Linked DNA regions of Homo sapiens: region 2 is linked to region 1. Evidence: read pairs that join two places in POLR2A ChIA-PET (ENCODE). Cell type or tissue: MCF 10A. All regions are shown on one strand.

Evidence for each region. ChIA-PET counts read pairs that join two places held together with the same protein. Peaks named below come from ENCODE experiments on the same cell type or tissue, not always from the same donor. Only the 100,000 strongest peaks of a DNase experiment are listed, where the experiment ranks them.
Region 2: POLR2A ChIA-PET joins it to region 1 with 5 read pairs; 2 of 35 experiments call an interaction of 5 or more read pairs at or near these places.

The regions. Positions count from the first base shown.
Region 1 is chr16:81,126,176-81,128,675 of GRCh38, reverse strand. It overlaps the pseudogene PKD1L2. Among named protein-coding and RNA genes, the nearest start is that of GCSH, 31 kb to the right of the region's middle. In MCF 10A, no CTCF peak of the experiment used is centred here; a DNase peak (open chromatin) is centred at 1,395.
Region 2 is chr16:80,983,627-80,986,126 of GRCh38, reverse strand. The region is part of intron 2 of CMC2 (C-X9-C motif containing 2); the gene reads left to right. Among named protein-coding and RNA genes, the nearest start is that of CMC2, 22 kb to the left of the region's middle. In MCF 10A, no CTCF peak of the experiment used is centred here; no DNase peak of the experiment used is centred here.

The DNA of each region.
Region 1 (2,500 bases):
TCTCTAATAAAAATACAAAAAATTAGCTGGGCATGGTGGCATGCGCCTGTAATCCCAGCTACTCGGGAGGCGGAGGCAGGACAGTTGCTTGAATCAGGAGGCAAAGGTTGCAGTGAGACAAGATCACGCCATTGCACTCTAGCCTGGGCAACAAGAGCAAAACTCTGTCTCAAAAAAAAAAAAAAGAGGTGGAGGAGGTGGCAAGTTAGGATGCTGAGGACACAGGATGAGGGCTGGTGCAGGGAGGGACCAGGGACAGTGGTGATGGAGAGAACGGGATGGGCACATAAGACATGAAAAAAGTAGGATGGATAGGATGTGGTGACCAGTGGGATGGAGGATTGAGGAGAAAGGGCACAGGCACATCCAGATGGATGACGGGGTGGCAGGTTCCATTCCCTAAGAGAAGTTGTGCGGAAGCACAGTAGATTCCAGCAGGAGAGATGGTGAGGTTATTTGGATAAATGTAGCCTATAGTTGGTGATAAACTTCTCTGGGCTGTCTCTATAATGGGTACGCTGAATTTCACATTAGCCTCAGGCCGGGGAGCTTGGAATGTGTTAAGATTATTTTGATTGCTAGATTTACCCACCTTGTTTTTCTTTTTAGGCTTTATCACTGATGGGAACTCCAAGCTGGTTGGCAGTGCCCAGATTCGTCAAGTGAGGGTCCAGGAAAGCTCTTGCCCTCTTGCCCAGCAGCCGCAGGCATATCTCAACGGATGCCGTGCACCATATTCCCTGGATGCTGAAGACATGGCAGACTATGGGGAAGGCTGGAATGCCACCACCCTCAGTAATGGCAGTACCAGAGCCAGGACCAACGTCAAGGGTATCCCATCTGGGGCAAACTCACTGTGTACCGGGGAGGAGGCTACGTGGTCCCCTTGGGGACTGATCGCCAAAGCACGTCAAGGTAAGGTTGACTTGATTCATTTGTAGCTGAGTAAAGTCTTTTGCTAGAGTCCACATCTGCTTGGGGAATGTAGTCTTCCAAACAGGGCTGAGCCAAGTTCATTCAGGTCCTTGTGGGAGGGCTTGTAGGATACAGAATCATGCAGGTTGTATTTTCAGGTCCCTGGGAACTAAGCCATCTCAGAATTGGAAGGAAAGTCTCTCTCTAGCATTCACAGCCTGGTTGCTTCTGCTAGAGCCAGGCCAGAGATGGGGAGCTCACTACCACTCAAAGCAGTCCACCCTTAGGCAAGAGGGAATTAGTTAAGGATCTGTCAAGAATTATGCAAAATTTGAGGTTTTACCCTACTTGTAAGCCAACAAGCTAGCCTGTTAACTGTTTCACGGATGCTGGCAGAATACGCAATATTCCTGGGTCAGAGACAAAGGATTTTGTTACAGCAAAAGTCATAGCAGAACATTACACTGGTCTGAGTCAGTTGCCCACAAAGGGCCGTGAAAGATGCCTGCATGTGCCTGCAATACAGAGCCTGGGGGCATTTGATGCTTTTACAGCAGCAGAAAGAAGCCTACTCTTTGTCCAAAGGAAGGCATCACCTCATCCCACAAGGTTGCACACTGCAAATACAGCCCTAAGAAGTGACTTGGCTAAAGCACAGCCACGGCCTTGCATTCCTAGAATACCCAGTAAGAACGTGCAGGGATGCTCAGGGTCCGTGAAGACTGACTCAACATGCCCTTGAGACAAGAGACCTAGATTTGAAACCCTGGCGCTGCTCCTTTTAGCTGTGTAGCCCAAGCAAATCAGCAGACCCGCGTGAACCTCAGTTTCCTCCATTGTATGATCATTGCACCAAGGTGGTTTATGATGGTGTAGCCTGTACTCTGTCTACAAACAGGGTCTCCTGGGGTTAAGGAAAGGCCAGGAATAGTCGATTTCGGAATAAGAGGCATTTTTCCTGCTAATTGGACTGACTGCAGATATTCTCTCTCTGGTGGCTGGGTGCAGTGATCATGCCTGTAATCTCAGCTCTCTGAGAGGCCAAGGCAGAAGGAGCACCTGAGGTCAGGAGTTCGAGACCAGTATGGCCAACATGGAGAAACCCCATCTCTACTAAAAATACAAAAAATTAGTGGTGGGTGCCTGTAATCCCAGCTACTCAGGAGGCTGAGGCAGGAGAATCGCTTGAATACGGGAGGCAGAGGTTGCAGTGAACCAAGGTTGCGCCATTGCACTCCAGCCTGGGCAACAAGAGCGAAACTCTGTCTCAAAAAAAAAAAAAAAACATATTCTCTCTCTATCTGCTGCTATGTACCAAGCAGGATGCAGACCCACTGGGGACACAGCATATTACAGGCCCATCATTATTACTGGAAGTAATAACAACTATCATTACTACACACACACAACACACACACGCACATGCACACACATCCCTCCATGTTCTCTAAATGATCTGAAGGCACTGGTGTTAACACCGTTGTAGAGCCGGGCACAGTGGCTCACACCTATAATTCCAGCACTTTGGGAGGCTGACACAGGGGGATTGCTTGAGCCCAGGAATTTGAGACCAGCCTGGACAACA
Region 2 (2,500 bases), 140 kb after region 1:
ATCCGCCCGCCTGGGCCTCCCAAAGTGCTGGAATTACAGGCATGAGCCACCGCACCTGGCTCATTGTCACCTTTTTAATAGATCCTTTTGCCTATACAATGCGTTATAAATGTCTTGCCTTGTGTTTCAAGTCCTTAATGAAACTCATCCTTGAGTAGCTGTTAGTCTTCACCACTCTCCCACAGCTCCTTCCCCTTCATTCCTGTGGTTTTTTTTTTTTTTTTTGCAGGTATATGGGAGAATGATATTTCTGTCTTCCAAGCCTTGATTTTTCCTTTGCTGAGCTTAGTGCATTCCTCCTGGCTCCACTTACTGTTTGCTAAACCAGGTCTTATCATCCTTCAGGTTTTCTTCAGCTTAGTTGGTCGTTTCCTTTTCCCTTTCCTGGCCTAGATTCTCCTGGTGCAGTCACTCTGTTTGAGTAGCATCATACATAACAGCTTTTCTCCTTCGTGGCAGTTCTCACACTTTTTGGTCTCAGGACTCTTTTGCACTCTTTTAACATTATTTAGGATTCTAGGGAGCTATTGTTTATGTGGGTGATATCTACAATATTTATTGGATTAGAAATGAAGGCTGAGAAATGAAGAAAAAATTATTTTAAAATTACAATGATAAATTATAATTTTACATGTTAAGATGACATGTTAGCATAGTTATTTTTCACGAAAATCTTATTTTTCAAACCAGAAAAAAGCGAAAAGAATTGCATTGCTTTTCATTTTTTAAATGTCTGAATTAATAAAATATACCTGAATTCTCATGTCTGCCTCTACATTCAATCTGTTGTGATGTTAGACTTCATGTAGCCCCGGGAAAACTCCGCTATACCCTTGTGGGAGGATGAAAATGAACAAAACAAATGTTTTTGTATTATTGAGAAGATAGTTTTGACCTTGTACCTTCCCTGAAAAGGTCTCAGGAACCCCTCGGTGTCTCTGGACTGCACTTTGAGAACCACTGCTTTATGGCAGTGACTTCTTATTTGCCTCTTTCCCTCTGACTATGTACTGTGAGAGTAGGACCCAGATCCACCTTGCTCACTTCTGTGTCCCTGGTACCTGGGACATTGTTCTTTATGTAAAAGGTTCGCAGATATCTGTTGATTCACTTATTCAATCAGTTACTCGGTTGGTTTGGTTCTCAAGAAATTGACACCAGGCACTAGAGACTCAGTCCATGTAAGTATAAGAAAATTGTAGCCTGTGGGCATTTCTTCTACCAATTTCTCTGGGGCACTTGGGTCTAATATTTTTCATGTAACATCACAAGAGTATAATTCTCATTTTACCTTAGTTAATATTGAGGTAAAAGGAAGCATATAAATTAGTTTTTGTCATGGATTTTTGAATTAAGATGTACATATGTGGAATGATATGAATAAATGTCAACTATGTAATATTGCCTCACATTTGAAAAGTCTACTTGACTTGAAGGCATGAAAATGCATTGTCATGTTTATTTGTTGTCAAGGAAGTAGTAGTATAGTAAAATACACAGGAAATATTTATTCTTTGGGAATGATAGAGGAAAGAAAAAAGTAAAATAAAAATTAAGTACAAAAAGTTTTTTTAATTAAAAAATTTATTCTGGAAAGGTCATTAGGTAACAAATAGGAGACTTTAGTCTATGTTAAATGCTTTCTGGAAAAACTGACCACTTATTCAGTGTGGAATTGAAACGTACGTTTAAAATGGTGGTGAAGCAGGAAAAAAAGAAATAGCATGAGGCATAGCTTATTAATTATGTGTTGTCTGGTTTCCATGAAAGCCTTAATTAGAACGAAAAGGAAAAGATGTGCTTATTATTACAACTACCAAGTTCAGCATTTATGACCTGTCATTATAAAACAGATCACCATGCTGTCTGACCCACCCTTGAAAATCGTGAAGTGCAAACACACTAATTATGTTCCTACTGAAATTCAGGTTCTTAACTTCAGGCTTCAGCTTAACCTGCTTTAGAGCACGCATACTTTTTGCCACGATAATACTCATAGGACTAGAAACAACTAGGAGATGTTATTTTATTTTTTAAATCAGACTGAACTTCAGGCAGATTTCCTTATATTGTAAATTAGTGGCTTATTTATATGACCTTTATAGGGCATCTAATGATAGTGGGTTTTTTTTTCTTTTTTTTTTTGAGATGGAGTTTCGCTCTTGTTGCCCAGGCTGGAGTGCAATGGTGCGATCTCAGCTCACCGCAACCTCCACCTCCCAGGTTCAAGCAGTTCTCCTGCCTCAGCCTCCAGAGTAGTTGGGATTACAGGCATATGCCACCATGCCTGGCTAATTTTGTATTTTTAGTAGAGATGGGATTTCTCCATGTCGGTCAGGCTGGTCTCAAGCTCCTGACCTGAGGTGATCCGCCCACCTTGGCCTCCCAAAGTGCTGAGATTATAGGCGTGAGCCACTGCGCGCATCTGTGTTACTTATTTGATGTATTTTGGTGACATTTTGAATGGGGGCAAATGAGAAAAGGGCTCTGGCACTAAGCA